2 separate regions of the Homo sapiens genome follow, and region 1 is linked to region 2. Evidence: chromatin loops called from intact Hi-C (ENCODE). Cell type or tissue: heart right ventricle. All regions are shown on one strand. Each heading gives the region's core, and the rest is flanking DNA. Links, peaks and the distances in the headings are about the cores only. Region 1 has its middle 72 kb from the start of SYPL1. Region 2 overlaps NAMPT (nicotinamide phosphoribosyltransferase).

Region 1 (5,385 bases), core at 72-5,071, 90 kb before region 2:
TCAGTTTGTTTATATTTAGTGACAACTGATAATACAGTTGACCCTTGAACAACACGGGTATGATCTGGGAGACTCTACTAATACGCAGATTTTTTTCAACCAAACTCAGATTGAAAATACAGTACTCCCTGGATGTGAAACCCACTTTAACAGAGGGCTGACTTTTCACATAGGCAGGTTCCACAGGGCTGACTTTGGGACTTGGGAATGAGCAGATTTGGGCATCTGTGGGGGTCCTGAAACCAAACCCCCAAGTGTAACAAAGGATAACTATACTCACTTTCCTTCTGCCAACTTAAGTATGTTCACTGTTTGTTTTATTTTTTTATTTTTTATTTTCTTTGAGATGGAGTCTTGCTCTGTCACCCAGACTGGAGTGCAGTGGCCCGATCTTGGCTCACTGCAACCTCCGCCTCCTGGGTTCGAGCGATTCTCCTGCTTCAGCCTCCTGAGTAGCTGGAATTAAAGGTGAATGCCACCATGCCTGGCTAATTTTTGTATTTTTATTAGAGACGGGGTTTCACTGTGTTGGCCAGGCTGGTCTCAAACTCCTCCTGACCTCAGGTGATCTACCCGCCTCGGCCTCCCAAAGTGTTGGGATTACAGGCGTGAGCCACCGCGCCTAGCCTGTTGTTCGTTTTATTTTGCTGGTTCCTCTTTATTCCTTTTCTTATGGTTTGGTTAAGTTACCATTTATTCCCTTTTCCCCCGTTGTTAATTTTTAGCAGCTTCATTGAGGTATAATTGACATATACAATAAACTGCACATTTTAGATTATGCAAGTTGATAAGTCTTGACATATGTACAGGTCCTAAAACAGTCACCAAAATTCAGGTGATGAACATATTTATCATCCTTAAAAGTTTCCTAGTGCCCTTTTGTAGTTTCTTCCTCCCATCAACTTTCTGTTACAGTTTGTACTTTAAAGAATTTTATATAAATGAAATCATACAGTATGTGTATGTTTTTGTTTGGCTTCTTTCAGTCAGCATTCTTTTGTTTTTGAGATTATAAATTGTGTGCCAGTAGCTTCTTTGTTTTTATTGCTGAGTAGTATTCCACTGTATGGATATGCCATAGTTGACATTCACCTGTTAGATCCATGGTATGGATATTCCATAGTTGGCGTTCATTTACCTGTTGATGAACATTTAAGTGGTTTCCAGTTTTGTGCTATTACAAATAATGCTGCTATGAACACTGATGTGTAGATCTTTGTGTGCATGTACATTTTCATTTATCTTGGCTAAATACCTACAGTTGGAATGTCTGGATCAAATAGTAGGAGTACGTTTAACATATTATGAAATGTTCATATTGTTTTTATTTTTTTAATTTTAATTTTTTATTTTTTTGAGAAGGAGTCTCTGTTGCCCAGGCTGGAGTGCAGTGGTGTGATCTCAGCTCACTGTAACTTCTGCCCCTCGGGGTCAAGCAATTCCCCTACTTCAGCCTCCTGAGTAGCTGGGCCTACAGGCGCCTGCTACCTTGCCTGGCTAATTTTTGTATTTTTAGTAGAGATGGGTTTCACCATCTTGGCCAGGCTGGTCTTGAACTCCTGAACTCATGATCCACCCGCCTCAGCCTCCCAAAGTGCTGGGATTACAGGCATGAGCCACTGCGCCCAGCCTCATACTATTTTTAAAGTCAGCGTTCCACATATAGTGGGTCTGTAAAATGACCCACTATCAGTGTATGATAATTCAGTTTATTCACCCGTCTCCAACCTTAGTATGTTTAGTCTTTTTAATTTAAGCACTCTAATAGGTGTGTCAAACCTAAATAACAGAGAAGGAGACTCTGAAAGAAAGATTTATTCAGGAATGGGCATTGAAATGGGAATATGTGTGGGCGTATTCAGGAAGATAAGGCAAAAGTTTTTAAAGGTAAAATGAAGAAGATTAAGTTGTTTTCAGCCAATCCTTGGCTACTAGGACCAATAGCAAGGGTGGCATCGATTCAATTGCTAGGCAGATGTCCTTGTAGAAGTAGTTTTTTGTAAGGTAGTGGCAGCCTTTGTGCAAGGTTGTGGTTTTTGCAGAGTCTTTTGTGATAGTTCCTGTTATCAGGCATACGTGCATGAAAGTCCTTCCTTCATGGCCTTCCTTAGCTCTGTTTGTCAGGGTTTTGACACAAGTGACTCCATTTTGATTCTGACAACTTTTGCAGACGTATGATGGTATCTGATTGTGGTTTGAATTTGCATTTCTCTAATGTAATGATGTTGAGAAAGTTTTAAAGGTTTATTTGCCATCTGTGTATCTTATTTGGTGAAATGTGTTTTCAAATCTGACTATTTTTAATGGTTGTTTGTATCTTATTTTATTGTTTGTCTCGTATTACTGGGTTTGAGAGTTCATTATATATTTTGGATAAGAGTCCTTTATCAGACATATAATTTGTAAATATTTTCTCCCGATTTCTGGCCTTTCATTCTTAACAGTATCTTTCAAAGAGCAGAAATTTTTGTCTTCAATGAAGTCAAATTGTCAAATTTTCCATTTATGGATTGTGCGTTGAATACTATAGCTGTGAAACCTTCACCTAGTATAAGGTCACAAAGATATTTTCCTAGATTTCCTTCTAGAAGTTTTGTAGTTTTAGGTTTTACACTTGAGTCTATGATCAATTTTGAGTTAATTCTTGAATATGACATGTGGATCAAAGCACTTTTTTTTGCATATGGATATATAATTGTGTCAGCGTCATTCATTAGGAAGAACATTCTTTCTCCTCTGAATTTCTTTTGCACCTTTATAAAAAATCAATTGTCCATTCATATGTGGGTCTATTTCTAGACTATGCTGTTCCATTGATCTATTTGTCTATGTTTATACTAATAACCATACTGTCTTGATATTTGTAGATTTATAATAAACACTGAAATCAGATGGTGTTAGTCCTTCAGTTTCATTCTTTTCAAAGTTGTCTATTCTCTGTCTTTTGCGTTTCCATATAAATTCAGTCTTTCACCACTACGTATGATATTAGCTATGGGTTTTTCCTTTTTTTTTTTTGCTTGAGACTGAGTGTCGCTCTGTTGCCCAGGCTGGAGGGCAGTGGCGTGATCTTGGCTCACAGCGACCTCCACCTCCCTGGTTCAAGCAATTCCCCTGCCTCAGCCTCCTGAATAGCTGGGATTACAGGCTCATGCCACCACACCCAGCTTTTTTTGTATTTTTTTTTTTAGTAGAGATGGGGTTTCACCATGTTGGCCAGGCTGGTCTCAAACTCCTGATCTCAGGCAATCCGCCCGCCTTGGCCTCCCAAAGTGCTGGGATTACAGGCGTGAGCCGCCGCACCCAGCTAAGGCTATGGGTTTTTCATAGATGCTCTTTAGCTGACTGGGAAAGTTCTCTTCTATTTGGATTTGTTGAGAGTTTTTATCTGGAATTGGATGTGGGATATTGTCAAATGCTTTTTCTGAATCCATTGAAATGATTATGTGTTTTTTCATTTTAGTTTGTTCATATGGTGAATTATATTGAAAAAATATTGCTTTGTTTATTTATTTTTGAGTTGGGGTCTCACTCTGTCGCCCAGGCTGTAGTGAAGTGGCACAATCTCAGCTCACTGCAACCTCCGTCTCCTGAGTTCAAGTGATTCTCATGCCTCAGCTCCCCAGTAGCTGGGATTATAGGCACCTGCTACCATGCCTGGCTAATTTTTGTGTTTTTAGTAGAGATGGAGTTTCACCATGTTGCTCAGGCTGGTCTCGAACTCCTGACCTCAAGTGATCTGCCCACCTTGGCCTCCCAAGGTGTTGGGATTACAGGCATGAGCCACTGCGCCTGGCCTATTTTTGAATATTAAACAACTCTTGCATTCTTGAGATTAAACTCCTCTTGGTCATGACTGACAGCTTAAATGGGATAATACGTCATGTTATCTTGGTCAGATAATGTGTCAGTTAAACAGTTGTCTTTTAAAGTATAAGAAAAAATCATGTTGTCTTGGTCAGATAACATCAGTCAGTTAAACAGTTGTCTTTTAAAGTATAATAATAAGAAAAAAATCTTGTGTGTTTACAACTGTAGTGATCATTTCCAGTGGTCTTCAGTCTTCAGTCCACACTTAACATTTGGCATCCTTTTACTTGCCTTCCCTTTCCCACTCCTTCCCTTTCTCTCTCCCTCTTACCTTTCTGAAAGACTTTATCACTTTTTGTAATGTGAATCTGCTGGTGATAAATTCTTTCAATTTTATATGTCTCAAAATGTACTTAATTCACCTCATTTTTGAAAGATATTCTTACTGGGTGTAGATTTTTTTTTTCTCTCAGTCCTTCAAAGATTTTGCTTCATTGTTGTCTCACTTGCACTGCTTCTAACAAAGTCTGCCCAAATGCTTATCTTGGTTCCTCTGTATGTAAAGTATCTTTTTTCTCTGGCTGGTTTTAAGACTTTTTTTTTTTTTTTTAAAGACAGGGTCTCACTCTGTCATCCACGCTGGAGTGCAGTGATATGATCTCGGCTCATTGCAGCCTCTGCCTCAGGTCCTCAAGCAATTTTCCTGTCTCAGCCTCCTGAGTAGCTGGGACTACAGGCGTCTGCCACCAGACCTGGCTAATTTTGGTGTTTTTTGTAGAGACAGGCCTTTGCCATGTTGCCCAGGCTGGTCTCAAACTCCTGGGCTCAAGTGATCCTCCCGTCTCAGCCTCCCAAAGTGCTGGGATTATAGGTGTGAGCCACCATGCCTGGCAAGACTTTAACTTAATACTTCTTTTGAAAAATTTGATTGTCATGTGCCTTGGTATAGTTGTTTTATGTTTCTTGTGCTTGGGGTTTGTTGAACTTCTTAGATCTGTTTATAATTTTAGTTAAATTTTGAAACATCTCAGATATATTCACTTATTTTTTCTGTTCCTTTCTCTTTCTTTGCTCCTCTGGAGACTCTAATGGCACATGTATTAGGAAACACCTGATGTTTCCTACAGACAAATAACGGTATGTTATTTTATATTTGAGTGTTTTTTTCTCCGTGTTTTATTTTAGATAGCTTCTATACCTATGTCTTTAAATCTGCTAACCTTTTTTTCTGTACTGTCTAATCTGCTTTTACTTCCCTAGTGTGTTTTAAATCTCAAATATTGTAATTTTCATCTCTGGAAGTTCAATTTGGGTCTTTACAAAATATCTCCCATGTTTCTACATGACACATTCACTATTTCCTCTAGCTTTCTGAATACATAGAATATAGTTGTAAGTTTTAATGTCCTTTTCTTCTAAGTCTAGCATCTGTGTTCAGTCTGGGTTGGCTTCAGTTGATTGATTTTTTTTCTCCTTATAATGGATTGTAGTTTTCCGCTTCTTTGTGTGTCTTGTGAAATTTGATTGGCTGCCAGATATTATGTTTATCTTGTTGGTACCAGAATATCCACGTGG
Region 2 (5,385 bases), core at 157-5,156:
AGGTAGAGTATTATTATCAAAACTCTGACCATGTGAAAACATATGACTACTTAGGTATACATACAAGAAAAACAAAAAAAAGGCTCGCAGTATAAACCCAAAGCCCAAAATGTACCCTTCCTGAGAAATTAAACAATATGAACAGCAGATCTTGTTTTATTTAGATGAGAAACTGAAAAGTAACAGATGGTAGATCCTAAGACCTAAACTGATGAGAGAAAAATGAAGAAAGTAGTTACTAGAAGTTGGAATAAAGTTCCTTTAGTCTAACTTGAACATTTATCATTCATCGAATGTCGTAAGTTACTAGAAATGTGCTGTTTTTCTAAGTTTGCTCTAAAATAATACACACTTAAAATGGCAATGAATTAGATGAAAGCCAACTAGGTTTTAAAAACAATCACTCTCAATAATTTGATTTAAACAAAATCTCAGAACATTCTATTCTACTAGAAGAAACCTTAAAGATTATTTAGTCTGTCATTTTATAGATGAGGAAATTGAAGCCTGGAAAGGTTAAGTAAATTATAGGAGATTATATAGCTTTATTAGTAACAAATTCTAAACTGTAATCTCAGTTCAATGGTCTTTATTCAATTAATGTTAAATAAGAATTAAAAAAACAATTTACCTCAATCCAATTTGTAAGCCAGTAACACTCTGGATCTGTGTTTTCCACCGTGAAGAGAACATTTCCTCTGGGAATGACAAAGCCCTCAGGAACAGCTTTTATTTCTATTGGAAGATGCCCATCATACTTCTGGCAGGATAAAATGATAAATTTATTTATTCAACAGATGATACTCAATTCCCTGCTGTTTTACTAAAGGTTCTTTACGTTTTATAGAAGCTAAATTTACTGTCATAGAAATTGCAATTGTAGATGTTACTGTAATCTAGTCAGAATATCCTTATCCTTCTAAAATAAAACTAGTTAAAATTATTAACATACGTACTGATATTAATTTTTAAGTTTAATGCTGCCACGTGCTTCTGCTAAGAACATTTATCACTACAAGTGGCAGAAAATTCCAAACTCATCAAAACCAAACTGTTGCTTCTTCCCTGCTTTTTCAGAAAATGAGAAAGGATGACTTTATTCCAACATATTCTAAAAGTATTCCAAGAACACTACCTTTATTCTAAATTCGTTATTTTCACAAAATAAAGGCTGCAGATTGAAAGATAAAGGATTGCTATTAAAGAACAAAAGAAAACAAAACGAGAGAGAAGGAGAGCTAGGGAAATCCCTGCAGAAGAACCGAAATAGGTTCCCTCTATTCTGGTCGTGGACCTGAAACTATGAGACAGGCCAAACACAGAATCTTGGCAATTAACACTCGAGTATGACTTAACTGACTTCCTCTTAATGTAATAATTGCCTCCAAAATTAGGCTGAAGGTTATTTGTTATGTGACACTGTACCTCCCTTTTAAAGCTAAGAGCTGTGCCTAACTTTTCACTAGGAAGGCAAGCTGTTTCAGAAATCCTGATAATTTATTTATGTGATTTGGGACAAGGTAATTAAATACAAGAAAAATCTGTTTAATACAAGCACTGGAGGCACAGTGTATAGCAAAAAGAACATTGCCCTACAGGTCCTAGTTTGGACTCAAAAGCAGCGGGGAGACCCTGGACTAGTCACTTGCCATCTCTCGGTCTCAGATTCTGTTTGTAAAATGGGGTTAGACCAGATTATCTCTAGAGAACCTTTAGTTCCCCAAGATTTTCTGATCATATAATCAAACGACTTATTGCCCTGGCCACTGGACAGTATAGTAATAAGCATAGTACCTAACTTATTACTGTATTTATCCTTACAACAAACCTCACAGAAGAGAAATGGAGCAAGTACAGGTGATAGCTCACAGATTCTATTGACCTTATTTAAGATACAGGAAAAGTGCAGCACAGAGTACTTACCTGACTTTTTCAAGACCCATAAGTACCAAATAGTATAGCTCAGTATTGTCATATAGGCATGAAAGTTAAAGTATTTCTAATTATTCTGTGTTTGACAGTCTTTTCAATGTAAGAAACTTTCGTTTGTGAGACTTAAAAGTAACACTCAACATCAAGATACGCCAACAGATTCCATTCCCAACTGATCATTGTAATAAAAGGAAACCACCACGGGATATTTAACTCTTATAATTCTATTACCATGTCTTTGAGTGCCTTAATATTTAGGCAATGAATTCAAACATACTAGATATAAATATAATACAATCAAGACTAAAAATCAACTTTGTGGATCAGCACCAAGCCATTCTCACTATACAGTGAGAAACTTCCCAGAATTATGTGTAGTGATAGACTCACAGCATCTATTTTCAGTCAAGAAAACAGACCTACATTTTGAAATTGCCAAATAACCATGCCCTTTCCTACCTATAGTGTATTTTCAAGAATGAATTATCTTTCTCAAAAATGTTATTTAAGTTATAATTCATTTTTATTAATTACTTAGACTTGCTGTAGATTCTATATGCTAATGATTTAACATGGGGGATGCGGGGAGAGGGATAAAATGTCAACCTTAACTTTTCAAAAGGATATATTGGCTATAATATAACTTTTCAAAAGGATATATAATGGCTATGAAATAGCCATTATATTCAGATCACAAACAAAAAAGAACTGTAATGATACTCTAATCTCTTATTCAAATTCTGGCCGGGGATGGTGGCTCACACCTGTAATCCCAGCACTTTGGGAGGCCAAGGTGGGCAGATCACTTGAAGTCAGGAGTTTGAGACCAGCCTGGCCAACACAGTAAAACCCCATCTCTACTAAAAATACAAAAATTAGCCAGGTGTGGTGGTGCGTGCCTGTAGTCCCAGCTACTAAGGAGGCTAAGGCAGGAGAATAGCTTGAACCTAGGAAGCAGAGGTTGCAGTGAGCCGAGATTGTGCCACTGCACTCCAGCCTGGGTGACAGAGTGACACTTTCTCTCAAAAAACACAAAACAAAAACAAATTCCTTTGCAAGAAGTTTTGAACTGAAAGAAAAACCAAAACAGATCAAAAGATGAAACCATCTTTTACCTCAAGAATGTAGTTCCATCCCTTTTCATTAAAGACATCATCTTGGAAATGTTCTTTGTAGACATCTTTGGCTTCCTGGATTTTCTCTTTGGTTACTACTTTACCTAGAAGAATATACATGTCCTGTTTACATTTCTAAAGGTGCATTCTGTGAGTTGCTGAACTGTCACAGACTTAATATCTTTGGCTATTTCACCCATTCTATGGATTAAAAATATAACTAAGAGGTTAAATGCTCACCCAGAGTCAACAGCAGAGTCAGAAAAGGAATTTGTACTTTTAATAACTCAAAGTATAAATGTTTATTTATTGTAAAAGCAGATGTGTAATAGAAAAAATTATTACTTGCACAGCTTTTAAAAATGATATTAACTTAATTTTTTTCTCTCGATTAATTTTGGTACTTTTCAACTTTGAGATGACTCAAAAGCTTCTTACATCCAAATGAAACGTCTCACTTCGTTCGTAAAGAATGTGGCATCTTTAGGGTTGGTAAGTCAGTAATTTCCACAATTACTAAATGTCTGCCCCCCAAACAACACACTTTTAATTAACTTTTCTTATCCGTAAATGAGGATAAAAGTCGAGTACCCACTTATATGATGTTTGTGAGGACAAAATGAGTTAAGACATACGAACCACTTACAATAATGCTGGCCTAGAATAGGTAATCAATACATTTTAGTTATAATTAAAAATGAGTAATATTTTACAAAGTTCTTAAGTTGTATGACTAAATTAAAGTGTGCTATCAGTTGCTGGTAACTTAATACAAGATAACTAGTAAACTCGTTTAAAGTATCTTGGGGCCAGGCGTGGTGGCTCATGTCTGTAATCCCAGCATTTTGGGAGGCCAAGGCGGGCGGGTCGCTTGAGAGCTCAAAAGTTTGAGACCAGCCTGGTCAACATGGTGAGACCCTGTCACTATAAAAAAGTAGCCAGGCATGGTGGTGCGAGCCTGTGGTCCCAGTTACTTGAGAGGCTGAGCAGGAAGGATCTCTGGAGCCTGGGAGGCAGAGGTTGCAGTGAGCCAAGATTGCACCACTGCACTCCAGCCTGGGTGACTGAGTGAGACCCTGTCTAAAAACAAAACAAAACAAAAAAACTTTGGTATTAACTTTGGTATTCTTGCCACTAATAATTACTTCTGATATCTAGCTAGGTTTTCAGTAGTATAAGACTATCTGAACTGCCTAATCTTAAAAGAGTCAAGATTATAGAAAAGAGTTATTGGCCTAAAATTCACCTTACTGTTTTCAATTCTGAAATTGTTTAATTCAAAAGGTTAGAGATAAACTTTTCCAACATGTATAATGTGTTTGGGAACTGTTTTCCCCCTAGAAATGGCCTTTCAAATAAGAAAGCACAGAAATTGGGGGATTTTTGTTTTAATATGCATTTGCAACTAAGTCCAGAGACACAGGTAGTTTTTAAAAATAGGTCTTCAAGGTAAAACTGGCTAATATAAAAATATTCTGATTGCTACCATAATTCAAAAGGAGTTTCCAGTTCATTAACAACTCCTTTACTTTGAATTAATGACTAAAGTATAACAAACAAGATTAGCCTCCAAAAATTAATGACTTTTCTAAACTTATTTCAAAACTTTTAGTTCGGCCAGGAGTGGTGGCTCACGCCTGTAATCACAGCACTTTGGTGGGCCGAGACAGGTGGATCACCTGAGGTCGAGAGTTCAAGACCAGCCTGACCAACATGGAGAAAGCCCGTCTTCACTAAAAACACAAAATTAGTTGGGTGTGGTGGTGCATGCCTGTAATCCCATCTACTCGGGAGGCAGAGGCAGGAGAATTGCCTGAAACCAGGAGGCGGAGGTTGCGCTGAGTTGAGATCATGCCATTGCACTCCAGCCTGGCCAACAAGAGCGAAACTCGGTTTCCAAAAAAAAAAAAAAACCTTTTATTTCAGAAAACTTTTCTCATACTTAGAACATCAAACACACACCAAATTATATGATTTAATGCATCCAAATTAACAGATTTGTTAAAAATTCTAAAAGAACTCCTAAAGGAGTTAAGAGTAATAAGCAGTGTTTAAAATATACTAGGAAAAGTAATACCTTTTAAGTACTTATTAAGAATGTACTGCAACCCATAAAATACTGTTTCCTCATATTTCACCTTCCTTAATTTGGAGTTTTCTGTCTTCTTTTCACGGCATTCAAAGTAGGAATAAACTTTGCTTGTGTTGGGTGGATATTGTTTATAGTGAGTAACCTATGTAAAGAAATACACTTCTGTTAGAAAACACCGATGAGTAGACTATAAATCACAACAGAAAAGGCTTGAAGTTATTTCAAAACCAGAGAAACTATATTTCT

Evidence for each region. Peaks named below come from ENCODE experiments on the same cell type or tissue, not always from the same donor. Only the 100,000 strongest peaks of a DNase experiment are listed, where the experiment ranks them.
Region 1: it touches region 2 in a loop (2.1-fold over the local background); 51 of 110 quality-filtered maps call a loop at or near these places.

Annotation. Positions count from the first base shown.
Region 1 is chr7:106,182,036-106,187,420 of GRCh38, forward strand. No RefSeq gene overlaps it. Among named protein-coding and RNA genes, the nearest start is that of SYPL1, 72 kb to the left of the region's middle. In heart right ventricle, for the core only: no CTCF peak of the experiment used is centred there; no DNase peak of the experiment used is centred there.
Region 2 is chr7:106,271,899-106,277,283 of GRCh38, forward strand. NAMPT (nicotinamide phosphoribosyltransferase) reads right to left here. Exons shown (of 11, transcript NM_005746.3): 2 at 5,125-5,281; 3 at 3,048-3,151; 4 at 632-760. Among named protein-coding and RNA genes, the nearest start is that of NAMPT, 10 kb to the right of the region's middle. In heart right ventricle, for the core only: no CTCF peak of the experiment used is centred there; no DNase peak of the experiment used is centred there; H3K27ac peaks cover 2,140 bases.